Linked DNA regions of Homo sapiens: region 2 is linked to region 1. The links are chromatin loops, found by intact Hi-C in ENCODE. Cell type or tissue: dorsolateral prefrontal cortex. All regions are shown on one strand. Links, peaks and the distances in the headings refer to the core of each region. The heading gives the core; the rest is flanking DNA.

Region 1 (10,605 bases), core at 2,563-7,562:
CTAATTTTTCATTTTTAGTAGAGATGAGGTCTCACTATGTTGCCCAGGCTGGTCTTAAACTCCTGGGCTCAGGTGATCCTTCTGCCTCAGCCTCCTGAAGTGCTGGGATGACAGGCAAGAGCCTCTGCGTATAGCCAGTTATGGAATTTTAGACCAAGAATTATTAAAAACTTTAGAGAATATGTAAACTCTGAATGACAAATGGGTTTCATCCTTAATGCCAACTCTGATTGATAAGATGTAATTATATGAGTTACAGTGAGGATTTTTGGCTGCATCCAAGTCACCTGGGAAGAACACTGCACTCAATTAGTAATGCTGGGACATGACAGGAATGGGAATTGCCACAATCATGCAAGAAATTTAACACATTTCCTTTAAAACAAAAACACTGAGGCACAAAGAAGTTATATTATTTGCATGTTTAGAGTGCAGGATAAATGTGTGCTTAGAGTGTGGACTGGAGAAGGTGAAACATCTACAGTATTTTGAAAGTAGAATACAATTTGAGAAAATGAAACAGGAAAGTAATTCCTTGGTGAAGTCATTCAAACCTGGGTCTTTTTTATTCTTAGTGTTGGTGGTGCTGTTTATGAGAGGTGGTCAAGCAGCTGGCCTTGGAGTCACATTAACCTAGGTTCAGATTTTGGTTCCCATCACATGGGGCCATTTTCCTGAGCTCCTGTTTCCTCATTTGTAAAATTAAATACTGGGTTGATTGATGTGTTGTGTGCGAGGTGCTCGGCATAATGCTAAGTAAGTACTCAAGTAATATATTCAATAGTAGTAGCAATAGTAGCTGCCTTTTCCCTGACTAGATCAAAAAACTAAATCAACACATTTTGACCAAATGAAAGACCTCTTGAATCTGCAAATATCCCAAGCTCCCTTTGCTGTAAGCTTTCCCCTCAGGGAAATTGAAGGTGGGAGGTGGGAGGTTCTTTTGAAAATGCGTTGAGAAAAATGATATAAAAATCCAATTTTCTATCATTGTCATCACTTTTTTTCTTATTCTGTAGCACCCAGATTCTCTGACTCAGGCTAGACACATGAGTATAACTATTTGCTTATTCAAGAAATCCTTACTTTCTAGATTGCATCCTCAGGTAAAATCATTTTATGTTTTAATGACTTCATTAAAATCCCCCCCAGCCCCATTTCTTCAGGAATTGTCACATATTAAAATTCGTGTTCAAAGCATATCTAAGCAAGACGGTGACTTTTCGAGTTCATGTTCTAATTGATGACACAAACTGCTAATTAAATGCATCTGTGTCCAATCAAAACATATCTAGAATTCAGCAGTGCAGCTGTGTGCCAGAGGAACCGCATGGTAGATTTGATTGGTGATGGCATGAGGACATAATTTGTCCTTCGGCCAGTGGTTCCCAAGTCTGGCAGAACCTGAGAATCTTCTGGAGGAGCTTTTAAAAATCCATCCAGTATTCTCTTTGCCCCACCTCCAACATTGGCACCCTAAGAATTTTATTTTATCTGTAACCTCCCAAAAAGATTTCTAATGATCAGCCAATGTTGCAAATTATAGTTCTATATCTAAAGTATTTGGATGGAGCAGAAAGAAGGCCTGGCTTGGTTCAGAGTTCTTAAATTCACTCGCCTCTAGATTCTCCCATTTTCATCAAAATCTCAGTTTAGTTCTTATTTTCTTATTGCATCTTCTCTGCCATCCTCATGGGGTTTTATAGCCTGCTGAAAACTGCAGCTTTTTTTCACTTTAACAGAAAAAGCAGGTGAGTCTTTGGCTTTGCTTCAATGTTGCTGGATATGAAGTTTCTGTTTATAATAGTCTGCTCTTTAGAAACCTCATTTGCTGTGATTCTGTGGGTGATTATGAAAAGTTTGTATTGAGTAACTATAGGCAGTTCCCAGGTAGAACAAAGGCTAGTTGTTATAAATAATATTGACAACATGGTGCATTTTAGATAGCATGTATGTTTAAAAAGTTAACCTACATTGCTCAATGTTATCCTTAAAAGTTGTATTTTCTTGTCAAAACTATTTCCGTCATGCTCATTCTCAGAGTCTTATCCTCCTCCAAAGATAACTGCCCTCAAATTGGCACATATATTCGAATGATCACATAGAGGCCTTATTTAAGTAAAATAAAACTTAAGTACTACATTCATCATCTCTTTTTATGTTATGGTTTGATCTTTTAGCCAGTGTCTCTTCTGGTTGTTATTTAAATCGACTTCAAGTCAAGTAGCTACTATGTGAAGTGCCAAGCCCGTTGCTAATTATGTTTCTATCACCTCACTTCTTTTTATAGAAGGGTTCGAAGAAGGGATCATGATGCTGCTTTTCTACAGTTGAAGAAACTGAGGCCCACGGAATAGCTGTATGAACCCAGGTCTTCCTAACTATAAAACCAAAGCAAATAGGTTATATTTTTTTGTCCTAGGGAATCTATGTAAGGCCAAAACACAACACAATGGTTTACCCTAGGAGGTAAAGAACCAGGATTTATAGAACGAGGTTGTTTAAAATCCAATTTGTAATAACAATTTTAAAAAGAATGATTGAGAAACAGCTTTTAAAAAACATTAAAAAGAACCTAGCAGATTCTATTAAAAGGGGAAATAAAGGAAAAGAAACAAAGAAATCTCATTTTTAAAATATTTACTAGATCACAGCAGAAACAGAAAGAAATAAGACCATGACGTTAAATTAGAGTTTCAGGTGGGTGACCTAAATCTTAGAGCCCAAGCGTATGAATAAAGGCCTGGCCCAGATCCAAAAGGCAAACAGCAGACAGACTGGTTTTGTTGACACACAATCGTGTTTGCCCATTACATAATAAATTTTCCCTAATGCTAGAACACTTAAGAGATTGAATGAAAGCCTCCATGACTGTTTGAGGTAATTTAATGCCAAAATTTATTCCTTAAAGAAGTTATTAATCAATAGAATATCAAAGACTTGCATAGGTGTGCACAAAGAAAGCTTTTATGTCAACTGTTTCTGCATCCTTTTCATTTCATGTCATCAAGGTCTACTTTAAAGCCTCTTTCCAGGAATCAGGACCATAATTTGTATTTGGCATTGGATGTAGATGTATGTGTGTGTGCATGTGTGTGTGTGTTTGTATAATATTTTCCCCCTATTCGGAGTTAGTAGCCCCCTGGTTTATAGAGCATGAGAAAGGAACCTTGCTGCCTTCTGCACCAGTTTTGAACAGAGCAAACCCTGCTCTGATATAAATCTTTTTGTTCAAACCTTTTGAAACCATAAAAATGATAACAATGAAAGTATGCATGAGTAGAAACATGCAAGGTAGAAAAATGATGCAAACTCAATACAGTAAAATACCTTTAAACTCAATAATAACAGTTTGCATTTCTTTTTGTATTTTTGATAATAGGAGCTCTGTGAACAAACATTCATCCTGATTTTTACTAAAAATTTCATTACTTGATGCCAAATATATTGTGTTCACATGAGTCCTCTGTAGTCATATGTTTAAGGAAATTCACTGAAATGTGAGAGATGAATAGAATAAATATTTTGCAAACACAATTTAAGGTTGTAGGACCAAAAAGGAAGTCAGAATTTCACTTTGCTCTTGGCACCAAGACCTTTGCATTTAGAAAAATAATTCAAGGTTCAGTTGAAGAAACAATATCATTTGATTTCGGCTGGTAGTTCACCTTCATTATTTTGCTACTGATAAAACTGTCTTCTTAATGCTTCAGGTGAGAGTTTTTCTATCTTCCTTCAGTATTCTTCACTTTAAAATAGTCATCTAATTAGTTATTTTATACTGGGCCTTAAACAGTAGATCTTTAAACATAATTCCCTTAAATTAATATCCCTGAATATTCTCTGTCCTTCCGCTAACCCCCTTTTACTTCTGGCTGGCTAGCAGAGGATCTCTCTCCTTCTCTTTCCCCGACCCCCACACACCTTTCTCTTTTCCTCCTTCCATGCATTTTTCTCCTCTAACGGCTGATTTCTGGAGTGAGAGTGTCTGTTGCATCTGTTCTCTACAGGGTATTGATTGTAAAAGCTCCTCATCTATGAAAGTCATTTGGAATCCTCTACCCAACCTAGTGATGGAGGAACTGATTTTACTCCAGAAAGGAGGCAGTGTATTGCTGGGAGGGCAAAGGAAGTTGAAAAATGATCAGAACATCTAACTTGCCAGAGTCCCTTTCCTTCTCTTTGCCCTTGCGTGTATACCACAGATGGCTGGGCTGGTTAATCTTCAGGGTCTTTCTCAGTGGTGCCAATATCGTGTGGTGCTTGAAACTGGGCTGCTCCTTTTCAAGAGAAGATCAGAGGCACCTCTGTGGGCAGAGAAGGGGAGGTAGACAGCGTTCCCATTTTCCCTATCTGATAAGGAATTGCAACAGGCCTTCTGAGAGCTGTCAATCCAAACATTTACACACAGAGCAAAGCCAATAGAAATGCAGCAATCCAAAATTTTTATGAAAAACACTGATTCAGCAGCTCAAAAAAAAAAAAAAGAAAGAAAATTTTCTCCCGAAAGGCATTTCACCTTGAAGTATTCTCATCTTCAGCTGAGTGTGCCTCTGCTGCTCCCGAGCAGTGTTAAGAGTTCAGATGTAATTTTGCATTTGGCATGAAGCCAGCTATCAAAGCAAAGAGAGAAGTCAGGGTTCAGGCTTCCTTAGGCTTCCCCCACCACCCCCACTGCTGAGTGGTTGAAATTTATTCTATTTTATTTTTTCCCAGGCAGGGAGAGATGATCCGATTTGAGCCCCAGGCAGTCGCCGCGGCTCCTTTGTTGGTTCTCCTGCTTGGCAGAGGCCTGCTATGGCCTGACTGAAATGTGTCAGTGGCAGCAGTTGCTGCCATCCCCCAGCACAGCCCTGCCACTCTCAAGCCACCGAGGGCATCCTGCACAAAATGCTTCCTGACAGAGGGGCCCCAGCCACACAGAGAGATCAAGTGGTAGGGTGCACAGGGGTGAGAGGATTTGCTTAAAGGGGGAAACCAAATCCATCCATCAGCATCTCTTCCTTATTGAGCCGGTAACTGCAGAAATGTCAGAGAGAGGCAGGCTTTCAGGAAGCCTACCTTCCCCTGGCAGTGATGTGCTTTTATTGTGCAGACTCGAAGAGATCTAGTGTAAACTTATGCTGAGCCCGACAGCCTAGTGTCATTGTGCTACTGGCCGAGCAAAGATTGCGTAATCTATGGCTTTGAAGAGGAAGACATAAAGGTGATGTAGACTCATAGACTAGGCGTCATACATCCGTGTGACCATGCAGAACAGGCTTTCCAGTTTCTAAGCCCTCCAGCTGCACTAGAGACTGTAAGAAAAAGCTTTGTGCTTTGTTTTTCACAGCCCCAACAATATCCAATTCAGAGAGATTTGGTCTGGGAAGGAGAGAGGAGGAGGAATGAAGAACATCTTAGTCATGTCCTATTTTTTGCCCATCCAGGGTATCTGTCTCGGTCTTCTTCCTGGCATCCTTGCTGGGAAAAATAAAAAGCTTAAATTTGGGAGACAGGAGAGTCAGGAGAAATTCCCAGACACTCAGAAAAATGGGAAAAGCATTAACTAAAATTATGATACAGGGTAAGTCAGTCCTACCACATTGTAGACTCCCTGTTTTGTGCCTTTGATAGTTTATTTATTCATGTATTCATTCCCCCATTAAATCACTCAATAGATTATTGCTGAGCATCTCCTGTAGGTAGAACCAGAGTCTAGAATAGTGAACAAGAAACAATCAAGGTGCCGTCTTCCTAGAAGCTCTCTTATAAACAAATAAGCAAGCAAAATACAGATTGCAGGAAGTACTAAGGAGAGGTAAATTGGATTCTATGGTAATTGGAGACAACAGGGGAAAGTGATACTGCTTGGCATTGGGAGGATGGAGAAGGCTCCTGTGAGGACAATAAGGAACTGAAAGAAGACAATGAGCAACCACGGGAAGGGGGAGGGACAGGGGAAGAACATTCCAGGGTCCTGGACGTTGCATCTTTCTGAGACGTCCAGGGACTCAGTGCTTCTCCTGCTGTTCCTCCTCCCATCCTCATGCAAGACCTCAGGTATCCAACTTAATCTCCATTACTTTATAACTATGTTACCTTGAGCAAGTTTCTTCACCCCTCTCGTGCTCTTTCTTTGTCTGAAAAATGGGGATTATAGAAACTATAGGCCACATATTGATGATTATTTTAATATAAAATATTTAAAAATTCTAGCACAGTGCCTGGCACTTTGGAGGCGCTTGACAAAGCTTAGTTCCCATTCTCATGCTTCTCATGCTTCTCACTAAATTTCCTTCATTACACCTTTTCAGATGCCTAACTAAATTATAAGTGGCAACTCCTCCTAGAGATAGTAGCATGTTAGGAAGGGCCAAATGGTGCAGCGTCAGTCCCTGTATGGGAAAGGTTGTGGTTGGGGGTGGGGTGGTAATGGAGGAGTTTCTTGGGCTCTTGAATCAAGGCTTGTTGACAGCTGCCTACAATTTCTATTAAGCCCTGGAGGCTGAAAATCCTGGTTTTCAGCCCTGTAATTCTGTCTTTGGGGTAGGTACGGTCAAGGTGGCCCATGCTTGCTTGAGAAAAGGGTGATGTTGAAGAAGAGTTATTATAAATGAATACACACAAGCACATGTATATACACAATAGGTAAAATGGAAACATCCCAAAAGCTAAGTGCAGTTAGCTTAACCATTTCAACATATCACTCTGCCCCTCCTAAAAGTGTTCACACTGTGTCCCATTGCTGTACTCAGCTGGCTGTCAACCAAGGTGTTAGCTGATAACAGATTCTTACTGATGGTTTCCCTTGTAAGGTTTTACACCTGTCATGAAACTTGTTTAAAACTCACTTTGCACACCTTATTTAAATGTTATCGTGTGAAACAATCTCTCCTGGGATAAATAGGGATTTGTAGCAGGAAGCGCAGCAGAAAGGAGGCAGCCTGTGAGCACAAGCTGTCCTAAGAGGTGGAAAATGGGGATAATTGACTCTTTCTTAAAAAGAAGGTGGACAGTCTCTTTATTCTAATTCAAGATTCTTGGGTGTGAGATTGCATTCCCTCCCTCCAGAGATGCAGTTATCTGCCATTCTCACCTCTCTTCTTTCGAGATAGTGAAGAAATGGGTGTAAGTGACGCATGTGGATTTTTTAGTGAAATTCTGACAGCAGCCGAGATTGACTTCTTTCTTAACACTGAGATTTGATTTCATAGACTTCGCCACTCGGAGTACTGTTAGAAATTCAATGACCTCCCCAAGACTGCCACAGATGCTTGTGAAGTTTTCATTTCTACAAGTCTCCTGGCTCCATATTTCTAACTTGTTGGTATTTCCTTATTCTTGCCTGGTTTCTCTGTGATTATTCCCTTGTTTTCTTCTATTATCAATCCAAATATTGACCACAAACCCTTTTTTATTCTATTTTCATCCCTCTAATCCGCTCAAAAGAGACAATTTGTGGTAAGGATTTTACTGGCCCCCTGTATTAGAAGGAGACTTATTTGAAATCTCAATATTTAATATTATTCTTCCTAAAGATCCCCTCAGTCATTTCCACTAACATGGGCTTCAGCTTCCCTCTTGATCCCATGAGCCAATTTGAATACTCTACATACACATATCAGCAATTTCTGCTGTGCCCATGTAATTCCTCTTTCAATTCAGAACACCTTTGAGTGGACAACAGTCATAAACCAGAACTGTCCCAGGGAAATTGAGATGTACCGTCACTCAAATAGCACAAACATAGCTAAGCAACCAGCTTAACATCTGATTTTTGCTGCTGCTTCTCCTTACTTTTTACTGATGTGCTCTAGCTGTGATTCAGTTTCAGTTCTATTCTTAACTCTAAGCTCTGTCTTCTGTTAATGATTTATATTATTGTCTTTTTCAGGACCCTCTGACACTCAACTCTTGACCCCTCTCAAGGACCTTGACTTGTACTGCTAATATCCTCAATTCAGCCTCCCTTTAGAGTACTAGCCAACCTCTAGCATAACCACAAGGCCTAAGATCTAGCCCCAGGCTAGGGATAGTAAGGCAGAGGGTAAGGACTGAGGAGGTATACCATGTAAAGTTGGCCTTTACTGAGATTCACGTTTTCAAAATGCAAGCACTTCAAACAGCATGTTTCTTTTTCCTCTTGTTAGCTCAACCTTTTCAATGAACAAAAAAAGCTGCACAGAGTTTCTGATTGGTTTTATAATGAGATCATTATCCTAGCTTGATCATGTTATAGAAGCCACTTTCCAGTCCATAAACTGCAATGTAGAACTGAAAGTCTTGAAAGAACACACCGGAACAGTGGTCAGCCTCCTGATGATTGATTCTAGTCTTCTCACCTCTTTGGCAGCAGGTTCTGTGAGGTGACTGTTACAGGAAGAGCATTGCAATCTGTAAGCTCAGCTATTTGGTCTGTTTCTAGAGATGTGAAAAAAGAAAACAACAACAAACGTTTGAGTTATTTTTTCCCCCAAACAGGGACTCTGTGGTAATTTCATTATTGGTAGTTGCAAAGGAAAAAGCACTCAAATGAAAGAAATTAATGTCCAATTTGCCTTTCAGTGGCCCGAAGCTTATCTGATAGCCATTGCAATCGAATGAATGGATGACTTTTAAAGAGAAAAAAAAATGCCTTGATTAAATTCATTCTTCCCTCACTACAGTATGTGCATTCTTACATTTTCCTGGATGTTACCAAATTTGCAAGGTACATTTTTTTAAAAAATCTCTTTATTTTTTGGTAATTATAAAGCTACATTCTTATAGGCAGTAGCATATGTAGTGGTTAATAGCTCAGGTAATGAAGCCAAACCAGCTGGATTCACATATCTGCTGTGCCATCTACTAGCTTAGCAAGCTTCCTAACCTCACTATGCCCCATTTTTTTAAACCATAAAATGAGAGTGATAATAGTACTTAACTCTTCCCGTTATTATGAAAACTAAATTAGTTAACACGTGTAATGATCTTAAAATAATGCATGATAAGAGTTCAGTATATGTTTGCTACAAATACAATTGGAGGAAACTGAAAATACAAAGACAGATAAAGCTGAAAAACACATAAATGAACAAATTACCTGTCAACCTAGAGCTCCATGCATTTGACATTTGGGATGTTTTCATTGTGAGAATTGTGTATTTGTAGGTTTTTGTGTGTATTCATGTGTGCATTTCTGTATCTGTATCATATTGTAAATGTGGCTGTGTATCTTTTTTCTTTAAATATTGCCGTTGAACATTTAGCATGCAATTAGAATTATTTTTATACTTTTTGGGAGCTGCATACAATTCTAAAATAAGAAGTTTTTGGAAAATTACTTATTCTGTGGCATTTAGTTCATAAAATAATTAAGTAAGGCACTAAGCCTTATGCTGAGATAATAAAGAGATGCAGAAATTTTATACAGTAACTCTTTTTTTATGTTTATGTGTACCCTGAAGAATCCAGAAGTTATACTTGTTTGTTTCCTTTGGTGCTAAGCAAGGGTGGTATGTGAGGTTTATATCTGGGAGTTTAGGCCAGGATGGTTGAGGCAGTGGGGAGGAGAGAAAGACACAGTGAGGGAAGGTGGATGTAATACACATCTCATAATAGTGTTATAAGGATAAAATTAAATAAGACTGGGCATGTAATGTGCTTAGCAGAAAGTGTTTAATAAACTTTAATTATTATTGTTGTTATTAATACTTTTTACTTATTACTTTACAAAGTATATTTTAAGTGCTTTCAAATTAATAGGCAGAAATACATTTGAACATTTGGGTTTACCTCATTCTGAATCAGTTAGCTTTCTTAATAAGAGAGAGAGGGAGAGCATCAAGGAATGAAATTTCCTGATAATTACATTTCCTCACATTAATAAATATTTGAATCACTCTCATTTTGTGTCCACCACTTGGAGATGTGAGAGGGAAGGGGATTGGCCATAGGAGGCCACCCAAAGGGAAGAGCAGACTCTGAGTCCCGGGGTAAGCTGTGCTTGGGTGACCAGCTCTGGCCCTGATGGGCAAAGCTTCATTTCCCTTGTCTCTCTTTTCTATTGTTCATTTAAGTGCCACCCTGGCTTTCTCATCTAACTCCCTATTAAGCTCTCTCCTCATGGTTGGGTAAGAATGGACCAGAAATGGATTTGCTAACTATTCAATTACCCACATTATCTTGCTCTGTTGCTGTCAAACGAAGCTGAACTAGCTCAGTTCTCAGACAGTGTGTACCAAAATAGCAAGTCCTGTTTTACATAGCTCTCTAGGACTTTCATGATTGCCATCTATATGAAAAGTCCATCACAGAGCACATTGCCTATATTGAATGTGAATGCTACACTGACCTTGTTTTCCTAATTTGTAGTGTACCCCATGTGCCTGAGGGGTAGAGGTGAGTCCAGAAAAGGCTAAATCACAGAATTATTTGCAGTATGCCTTATCTTTGAGTGAAGTGTATGTAAAATACAGTTTTAACTTCATACTCACTGGAGACAAAGGAGGAAAAAAACCTCAGTCTCTTTTTTTCTTCCCTTTCTTTATTTGTTCCCACATCTTCTTTCTTGTAACAAATATATGTGGTGTTATGCATGGTACTCAAATGGGAGAGGAAGAAGAGAAAGGAGGGAGACATGGA
Region 2 (10,605 bases), core at 1,826-6,825, 110 kb before region 1:
AGCCTGAAAAGGTACTCATGATCTTCTGCTTGCTCTATTGGATTTCTGCCATTGCCAAGAAATATGCTTGGTCCAAGCTGAAGAAGAGAGAGAGAGATGCATGTGGGGTGGAGCCCAGTTGCACCAGTGACTATAGCTGAGACCATTCTAGATCAGCAAGCAGTTAACTCAGCCACTAGATCAAAAAGATCAAAAAGAGCCACTTAACCAATTTCTGACCAGCCTTTAGAGTCATGAGAAATAATAAATGATTGTTGTTTTCAGCTATTAAGATTTCAAATGGTTTATTATGCACTCATTGCTAACTGATTCAAAAGTTATACTTCATTGCTGAAATCATCTTATTTGGTGGCATCTTCTCTTAGCTTTTCTATTTTAATAATTATGACAAGTATCTCATCTTTTTACAATTTTGTGCACCACAGTGAAAAGAATAGTCGGTAAGAGACCAAAAAATGTAGGTCTTTCCATTTCCTAAGAGCATTATCTTAGACGTTTATTCACTCAACGGTGTACAAAGCATTAGAAATACAGACAATGCTCTTGTGAAATCAATTATGGTTTGGAGGTTGGGGGGGACATAGACATGAGCAAATCATTTCTATCCATCACAATAAGTAATAGTAGGAAATATGTATTATAACCACAACCTCTGAGATGAAATAACCTGAGTTACAATCTTGCCTCTATCACTTCCTAGCTAGGTTCCCTTATTTAACCTCAAGTCCAATTTCATCAATGGCACCTACTTCATAAGATTGTTGGAAGGATTACATGAGTTGAAATCTGTAACATACATAGAGACAGGCTTGGCACTCGCAAGCTTTCATTAAATGCTAGTTATTAAAACAAATGTTAAAAAGTATGAGAGAACAAAAAATAAGACTATATGGGATGAGGGCTGAGTGGAGGAGTAGCCATCATGGGTCGGCGGGGGACCTTGAAAAAAAAGCAGAAATTTGCACATCAGTATTTAGGACTTTAGGACCTTTTATCTATATTTCAAGAAATAAAGAATAGAGGATTATTAGGATATCATCTAGTTCCAAAATACAATATCTATAGAATATTATCTAATGTAACATGTTTAGTAAACTCCTGCTGAGTATTGAATTTTAAATTCAAAGTAGTTTTGAAAAAATAAGTTGTTTTAATGAAATTAATTCACATGTCATTACGTGTGACTATACAGGCAAGCTTGATACGATTATCCCGGAGGATATTCTGGTCCCTATGTAATACTATTGGAAGTGAAAAGAGAATATTTATTTCCAGGATTTATAACACAGCATAAAGACACAAACTTTAAGTATGTATTGTGCTTCAATAGAGTTGCCTACAGCTTGTTAAATCCAATTAATAAACACAATAGACACATTCACTTTTTTATTTTTAAGCAAAGTTACTGAATTTGTTCTATTTGCTATTTTGTATTTCTGATTACAAGATGCTGTCCCCTGCTGTTTGCTAATGATTACACCAGCTATAGTCACGAACATACAGTGAAATAAGATAACAGTTTTGTTTAATGTCTCACATCTACAAATCAGAGAAGAACAAAAGTAGAAATCTGCATGTCCGTAGAACAAATCTAGCATGCTAGCACTGTGCCTCCTCTTCTCCCAAGTCATGTCATTTCAATAAGCATTTTGTCCTCTCCATGCTTTTGGTAACTAGATGGGCTAATGGGAAGGGTGGTGGTGTAATATTATTTCTTCTGAAAGAGCTTTTATAGAAATTTTTACTTGAACACATACTCTGTCATTGTTAATAGTACCTGGCAACCTCTACTGCATAAATATCTATAATTATGTTTTTTTTCAGCAACAATTTGGTTTGCATGTGTACTTTCATGACAGTTAGCTTGTTTACTACTTATTCCAATTCTTTTTGGGTGAGGTCATTCAGTGACAAATGTGGTATTGCCATCCTCTGAAAGGGTTACAAATTCATGCCTGGCATTCAGGGCAGAAAATGACAGCCTGCATGCTGATAATTGATATACAGCTGTTCCCCATGTTACCAAAACCTTAATGTTATCGCAAAACTGGAAGAACTGGCATTGAGTAGATCTGGGTTCAAATTTTGGCTGTGTCATTTACCAAGTTTGTGATTTTAAGCTTCATTTTTTCCATCTTCAAAATCTCTCAGGGTGTTGTTTTGAGTACTAAATAAGGTGATATATATGAGAAAAGTGTAACAAAAAACCATGCCATATGGATGCTCAATAATGACTGGTTCAATCTAAATCTAAAAATGAAAGCCATGTGACGAATTCAAGGTCATATAGTGTGAATGAGTCAATGATGTGGGTAAAGATACTGTAGCTGCTGAAGGGGAAGGTTAACAGGAAAGAGAAGCTGTTCCTTTTTCCATTTTGGCCAAATAGCACTTACCTGTCCCTGCTGCTTTGCCTAATAGATTAATTCATTCTGATAGTATTAAAGATGTCTGGTAGAGAGCTAATAATCAGCTCTGAAAAAAACAAATCATTGGCCTTCCTTTGCTGTCAAAATCCCTAAAAAGAAAATTTTCATTTCAAATGGCTTCTAGCTTACTTCAGAATCAGAGGATAGACTCCTTTGAAGCTATCTAGTGCAGCTAGTGAATGTACTTTTTAATCGTTTATTAGTGGATAAACTATAATTAGCATATAAGGGTAAGAGCTTCAAAACACAAATTAAAGTCAACTGCCCACTAGTGTTTTGAATCAATCAATACAGCATTCACTTAAAAATAGAAGCAATGCCATTAACCCTCGAGAAATTCACATTTTCATGTAATTCATAACATCAAAGCTCTCCAAAAAGATGGGGAAATTACAATAAATCACAATCCATGTGTAAGGAAAAGTCTTTCCTCTTGCATGTACTGACATCTGAGATGCACGTTACAGCATGCTCTCAGTATGCAAAGAACATTACAGATGAAATTTTTTTAACTCAAACAAGGAAATACCGTGGAGTATAATGGGAACAGAAGAGGAAAAAAATAGCATTTTGTATAAACTTAGATATGTCTCTGATGTTCTCTTAATAAATCTTTTCTCCTTTCTGTTTGATGCTACCTTCCGTTATGATTTACTCACTTTCTTTAAAACTGTTTTTAAACCAAGTACATATTCTGTTCTCTCAAAAATAAAGAAAATCAGTGCAAAGATCATCACTTAGGGCATACAAAACAGAGGAACATTTATTTAATCTATTCCATATATATATATATAGTACTGTTTAAATTATCATTCCTAATTTTATTGATTCCTATCTCAAGGTTACATACATAAATGACATAAAGTGAATGCCCATAGATTAACTGAAAGGGCCTTATGAAAATTATACATTGGAGAAAGAAACCAATGTAAACATAATATTAATAGCATTATTTTGTTGGCCCAGTCCCTCTAAGGAGACCCAGTGAATTTGAAATGTGCCAACTATTTCTCTAACACGAGTTAATGGAAAAGTCCACATCCTGGAGCAGGGGATGTTGGAATTGAGTTGTCAAGCTGTCCTGGATGTCTTGTACAAACTGAACAGGCCAATTTACTGCAACACTGCATAGGCTGAAGGCTACTATCTCGCCTTTACAGTTGCTTCCTCCTGGTAAGATTATCCTGCTCGACCGCAGCCTCCCTCCCGAGTAGCTTTTAAGCTACTCTGGATTCTTTCTGATGAGCCTATTCTTTTTTTTTATTTATTTATTTTTATTATTTATTTGAGACGGAGTCTTGCTCTTGTCTCCCAGGCTGGAGTGCAATGGCCCAATCTCGGCTCACTGCAACCTCCGTCTCCCGGGTTCAAGCAATTATCCTGCCTCAGTCTCCCGAGTAGCTGGGATTACAGACGCGCGCCATCGCTCCCGGCTAATTTTTGTATTTTTAGTAGGGACGGGGTTTCACAATGTTGGGCAGGTTGGTCTCGATCTCCTGACCTCATGATCCGCCCACCTTGGCCTCCCAAAGGGCTGGGATTACAGGCGTGAGACACCGCGCCCGGCTAAGCAATAGTACTGTGTTAATCCTCAGCTTGGGACCAGTGTGCTTGACTGGGAGAGGCTCTTAACCTGCAACCTGAAAGCAACAGCTTTGTGTGTTTGGTGATAATTTTGAATCTTAGTGGTGATTTGATTTTAATGTCTTCCTCTTTGTAGCTCAAAACTCCTGGATTTCTGGATGAAAACAGGCAAGCTTTTTGAAAAAACTGACTTCTCCCACACAGCCTGAACCTCCCAGCGTGGGGGTTGCTTTTAGACTCAGCTGTTCTGGCTCTGCCCTCCAGGTGGCAGCAGAGCCACATCTCTGAAGCTCCAATCCCCTCTTCCCTGACTTCAAGTGTTAATGCAATTGACCAATCAGTGCTAAGATGATGGGAGGTAATTGGGTAATTGTATTTTACTGATCACAAGCAGAGAAAGGGAAAGGAAAAGGGGAAAGAAAGAGGGGCAGAGGAGGGAAGGCGACTGCAGTCCGAAAGGAGCTTTTGGAAGCTAGGACCCTAAGCGTCAGGACGTGGCATTGGTCGAGAGAAAGCCTGGGCTGGCAAGAGCTGCCGCCGGTGCTGGGAGAGCATTTATTTGGGAGAAAAAGAGGGGAGAGAGCAGAGGGAGGGGGAGGAAGAGAGTTCAAACCGAAGTGGATGGAAGGGGACTGGGGTTTCTGCCGCGCAGGGAGCCGTGAGCCAGGGCGATGGCGCTAAGGGCGGCGCGGAGCAGCTGCGCTCCCGAGAACGCGTCTCCTCGCAGAGGACTAGCAGACATCGGGAAGGTCTGCGCCAACGGGAACCAACTTGTGGCTCCAAAATGTACCCAACGCAGCTGGAAATGAGATCAAAGCTGCAGTTGCATTTGAGAAGGATGAGAAGAGCCAGCGATTAGGGAATTTTTTTTTTACCCGTTTTCTTCCTTTTTCTTTTTTTCTTCTTTTTCTTTTTTTCTTTCTTTTTTCGTGTGTGTTTTTTTTAATTTGCCTACCACCCTGTCTGTCCCCTCACTTCGCCCTCCCCATTTGAAATAAAAGCCCCAGTCTCAACTTCCATCACCTCGGCGCTCCCGGAGCCACTACCGGCTGATGGAGGAGAAGGGGACCCGGGGGCTGGCAGGGGCCACCGGCGAGGGACCGCATCCTGCGTCTCCCCCGTGATCCCGGCCCCGACCGCGGAGTTCTGCAACACCTGGAGGATCTGGACCGGGTGCTGGGGGTGGGGGCGGGGACAGAGGAAGGAAAGGCACCCCGAGCCTTAAAAAGAAAAAAAAAAAGTAGCGGGGGGAGGAATGGGTTTCTTCTTGACAGCTGACGGAGCCTTGAAATTTTCCTCCACTACCTCCGCCCCCGCCCCCGCCCCCGCCCCCCGCACTCCATTTAACGTGAGATTATGAAATTGCAGAGGCGGTGGAGGGAAGGAGACAGGATATAACCGGAGTTTGGAGGGGAGAGGGGAAGGTGGCTGGCCGGGTGGCTGAAATCAAAAATTCAATTGCGCACTGGGTTGTGATGAGAAATCTAATCAGATCTTTGGCGAAGGGGCCGGCCGGAAGGATGGAGAGTGGGGGGGAAGTTGCTCCCCAAATTCTTCGAAGGGGAGGCTGGGGAGAGGAATTGACCATGTAAAAGGAGACTTTTTTTTTTGGTGGTGGTGGCTGTTGGGTGCCTTGCAAAAATGAAGGATGCAGGACGCAGCTTTCTCCTGGAACCGAACGCAATGGATAAACTGATTGTGCAAGAGAGAAGGAAGAACGAAGCTTTTTCTTGTGAGCCCTGGATCTTAACACAAATGTGTATATGTGCACACAGGGAGCATTCAAGAATGAAATAAACCAGAGTTAGACCCGCGGGGGTTGGTGTGTTCTGACATAAATAAATAATCTTAAAGCAGCTGTTCCCCTCCCCCCCCCCAAAAAAAAGGATGATTGGAAATGAAGAACCGAGGATTCACAAAGAAAAAAGTATGTTCATTTTTCTCTATAAAGGAGAAAGTGAGCCAAGGAGATATTTTTGGAATGAAAAGTTTGGGGCTTTTTTAGTAAAGTAAAGAACTGGTGTGGTGGTGTTTTCTTTTCTTTTTGAATTTCCCACAAGAGGAGAGGAAATTAATAATACATCTGCAAAGAAATTTCAGAGAAGAAAAGTTGACCGCGGCAGATTGAGGCATTGATTGGGGGAGAGAAACCAGCAGAGCACAGTTGGATTTGTGCCTATGTTGACTAAAATTGACGGATAATTGCAGTTGGATTTTTCTTCATCAACCTCCTTTTTTTTTAATTTTTATTCCTTTTGGTATCAAGATCATGCGTTTTCTCTTGTTCTTAACCACCTGGATTTCCATCTGGATGTTGCTGTGATCAGTCTGAAATACAGTGAGTGACCCTTATTTTCTTATTTATTGGTGAAGAAAATGTCAGTTAATTTGGTGTTCTTGGTCTCTTTATCCTCTCTCCCCCTTTGGTGTTTTTTTTTAAAGAACTGGCTATTGGGGGCCAGAAAATAAGGGAATGGGTGGCCCACGCATTTGCTTCATCAGTCTCTGCTCTCTGATAAGCCAGTTTGCTATAAGGATGCAGGTTGACTGCATCCTGGGCAGACGCCTTTGCAAATGTTCACCAGGAAAAAAAAAAAAAGCTCCCCAAGAAAGCCGCTGCAGTGTCGGGTGCCAGTGCTGTGTGACTGACACTCCAGAATGCATTTAAGTTGTTTGTCAGCCCCGGAGTTAGATGCACAAATGTTTCGCTATTGGAAATCGAAGGGACTCAATTTAAATTTCATTATCCAACCTGACATTGCAGATCAACAGAATGTATTAACACAAAAATATGACAATAAACCAAGGCGATGAAGGGTGGCTTCTGGCTGGTGCGTGGGTGGAGGGAGAAAGGGTGGGTTTTTGGGCAAGGAAGCTGGTGGAGAGAAGTGGCTGTACTTTCCACAATCACTCTTGCATACATATGCCCAGATGTGGTCTTCAGATTACCCGGGTTCACACCAGTGCTAAAAATGAAACAAGGAGGACCTACTTCTCTCCAACTCCACCCCCTTCTAACTGAGGACTTCTTTGGATTACAGAGAGGCTGTGTATAGACTGTAGAGCAGTGGCTTGGGTTTTGCCAGAAACCTTTCCAACATCACCAGTTCACAGCTCCTCAGAAAAAGAAAGAAATCTAGTGTCCTGTGGTAACTTAGAAAAAGCAGCTGAAGAAGAGGTTGTGTTGAGCACTAATACTTCTCATGTGCCAGCTTTGTCTTGGAAAAAGAGGCCAATATAAAAAATAAAGCAGAAGGTGGAAAATGCTTAGAAAGTCTGAGCGCCTGTAGGATCACCTTCCCTCCTCCCCTATAGCTGCCAAAGTCATGGAGCTGGCCTTTTTTACAGAACTTTTCCCCTTCCCCCTTCGCTATTCCTCTCTGGGGCCTTCTATCAGAATCATAGACTCATATAACTTTCGAGCCAGAAGACTCTCCAGAGATCTCAAGTCAATAAAAAAAGGAAACTGAGGCCTAGAGAAGCTATAACTCTTTCATTAATGGCCAAACAGCATGAGACAGGTGACTCACACAAGCCTCAGAACGCCAGGCAAAAGTCAGTTTGGGATCCAAACTGGACAGGTATACATAGCCTGGCTACTCCTGTATTTTGGATGCCGTTTTATGAGTAAGGGTCAAAGGAAGGCACATTGGTCCTGAGAGCTTGAAATAAAACTTCTGCCAGTTTAGACCTCCAGGGTTACAAACTCCAACATTCATTTTCTCTCTTCCCTTCCTCCCTCTCTCCCTCTTCCTTTCCTCTTTTCCTTTCTATAGCATAGTTTAGGTAACCTTGGCTTGAATACCATTTAAAAAAAAATAAGATCGACAACTCTGACATATCCCAAAGGAGATGAAAGGCAGCACTCTCCTGGGTCCCTTCTTAGTGTTTAATCCTGTGAGTGGTGGTCCCCAGAGAGTCATTAAAGAACTGTAGAGTTAGATTTATATTAGAGAGGTGATAATATAAACCAGAAACACACAGCTGAAAGCATCTGAGCCTGTTCTTACACTCACATCATCTATTCTTATCCTTTTCATTACTCCTTAACTAAACTAGCCTACAGCTGAGCACTTCTCTAATTTATTTTTCTGGGCACATGTTTCCTGTTGGAACACAGATCAGGCAATAAATTTACCAACCTATGAAAATAATTGTGCAAGATGGTTTTATTCCCTGAAATCCCCATAGGCTTGTGCATATATTTTCATAGTTCTCTGCACTTTTTTTGCATTCGTTTGCTTATTTGCTTTGTTTTACGTTACCACAGTTAAGTCAGCATTTGTAGACATGGAATGACTCAAGTTATATTAAGTTCCTGCTCAGCTGGAATTTAGCACAATGACAAAGAAAGTAAGAGGAAAAACATGTACTTGATGCTTTTTCACTTTATAGTTGAGTTCCTGGCTTCACATGGGAACCCCAGCCTTGAAACTAGGTTGGGTCTGCCAATTGGAGGAGATTTTATTTTCTACATATATATATATATCTTTTGTTGACATCAAAATTTCTTCAGTGCTGCTCTAATTAGGTCTGAAAGCACATTCCTCTCCTTGATAGTGTCACCTCCTCCCTGTGCCCTCCACACTTAATGTATACATGCAACTTTCCTAAGAGAGAGAAAGGGAAAGAAGTGAAGAGAGAGAATCTGTTTAAAATTTTGGTCTGAAATGTGTCCTCCCATCCCCTCCACTTAAACATTTGCAAATCTGGAGTTAATGGGGCATCTAAGGTGTCATCATCTTTCATACTGGCAAATCATTTCAGCAACTCTACTGTTAGGAACCTATGGCCCACCTGGGGGTTAACACCTTTGGTTTAGTAGTCAGAGTTGGCCCTGCATTTTGGTTAAGTACTGATTTGTTTTAAACTGATTGGTTAAGAAGCACTGCATTTGTTCATGTACTTTTCAAAGAATTAGGGCCATGACAGAGCTGGAAACTTACTTCATCAGTGGGTGTCAGGGCCCAGGTTGGTGCCCACTGAAAGACATTTGTGAGTAAGCAGTTGTCCACCAGAATCTGCCGAGGACCCTATGCCCAGAAAGCTACTGGGTTTTACAAGTTTTAAAGTTACGTTTTCAAATATCTTCTTCCTCAAATGTAGTAGCTGTGCCCTTTGAACAATACTTTTAATTTCCCTGGCTCTCAATTGTCTAGTCTATGAGGTGGGAATTATAATATGTAATTTTTGAATTGTTTTATGACTTAAAAGGAGTGTTATGCAAAGCTGCAAGCATAATAGGCCCTCTAAGGATGGCTGTTTGTTATGGTTATACTTGGATTAACGTGTATTAATTTCCTGAGAATGAATAACAATCTGGCTAAGCACTTTAACAGTTCGAGCACCAATACATGTAAAATAGGGAGTGTGCAACTGACCTTACAGTGGTTGCCAGGATCCTCATTTGAGGTCTTATCAGGACAGATTGGCTCAATATATTATTTTAGATATAAAGTGCTGCCTCATACTAGAAACTGTGCATTATGACTTTCTTCTAAGAGTATAGAAAAATAAATCTCAGCAAAAATAATATTTAAATGAAATTTTACAGGGAAATAATGCAATTAATGTGCTGTGTGTGTTTTTGGTCTAAAAGTTGAATAAGAGATTTCTGGTATTTTAAGTGTGTCATTTTAGCCACATATTACATAGTCTGGACCTGGATGTACAAAATAAAGGCAAATGTCTATGCAGTTACATAATTTAAATTATATGGTATAAAATTCCATTACTAATATTAAGCCCTCCAAAACCACAATTTGGATTCACAATTCTAGTCAAAATGAATGCTGTGTTCATTAAACAAAATCTTTACTTTGTTATAGGCTAAAGACTCATTAGAATATATAGAATGAGGAAGATTTAATGCAGACACACACGTCATTGTTTACACGTGCAAATCTTCCCACACCAGTGGTTTTCTGAGGCAGGCAGTCATGGTCATTGCTCATAATTTCATTCTCTACAGCAGCAGCCCTGTTTTCTGTCCATTTCCTTAATATTCTTCTAGGGACCTGTTTTCCCCTTAAGAGAAAAGGAGTTCTACTGTAGTAATTGTTATTCTTAATGTCTCATCTGTGGATGATAATAGTACAGTTAGGCTTGGGAGATAACCATTGGATTCTTATGTTTCTTTTCAATGAAAACAATTTGAAATCTGTGTGAATATTGCAAAAGCATTTGAAAGTTCACCATTTTCACTGACCTTAAGAAAAGATGGAAATTCTCTATGAAAGTTCTTACCATTTGATAAATTTTACTTTTTTGCATGCTTCCTAAAGATGAATAAGAAATTAGGTGAAACTTGGACTCTAGCATCTTAAGTGAATTCAAATACTCAGCTTCCCACTGGGCCACGTGTGTTACATGCATCATTTAACCTCTCTGAGCCTGTTTGCTTATCTGTAAAATAGAGGTAATAACAACTGCATGGAACTGTCTGCCGTGAGGATGAGATCAGATTGCATATGCCACGCACAGCAAGCATTCAATAAATGCACATTTAAATGGATCATCTATGATTTTAGTTTAGATTTGCAGAAAAACAGATATGGACTCTGTTGGAGGGAAGCTGTTACTCTAAGTTCAC

What was found. Hi-C counts contacts between places; a loop is a spot of excess contacts. Peaks named below come from ENCODE experiments on the same cell type or tissue, not always from the same donor. Only the 100,000 strongest peaks of a DNase experiment are listed, where the experiment ranks them.
Region 2: it touches region 1 in a loop (8-fold over the local background); 7 of 110 quality-filtered maps call a loop at or near these places.

Annotation. Positions count from the first base shown.
Region 1 is chr11:40,181,210-40,191,814 of GRCh38, reverse strand. All of the region lies in intron 5 of LRRC4C (leucine rich repeat containing 4C), which reads left to right. Among named protein-coding and RNA genes, the nearest start is that of LRRC4C, 1.3 Mb to the left of the region's middle. In dorsolateral prefrontal cortex, for the core only: no CTCF peak of the experiment used is centred there; DNase peaks (open chromatin) are centred at 4,784 and 5,234; H3K4me3 peaks cover 1,602 bases; H3K27ac peaks cover 5,000 bases.
Region 2 is chr11:40,287,939-40,298,543 of GRCh38, reverse strand. The region is part of intron 4 of LRRC4C (leucine rich repeat containing 4C); the gene reads left to right. Among named protein-coding and RNA genes, the nearest start is that of LRRC4C, 1.2 Mb to the left of the region's middle. In dorsolateral prefrontal cortex, for the core only: a CTCF peak has its summit at 4,279 (motif pointing right); DNase peaks (open chromatin) are centred at 4,283, 4,713, 5,099, 6,617 and 2 weaker places; H3K4me3 peaks cover 2,691 bases; H3K27ac peaks cover 2,728 bases.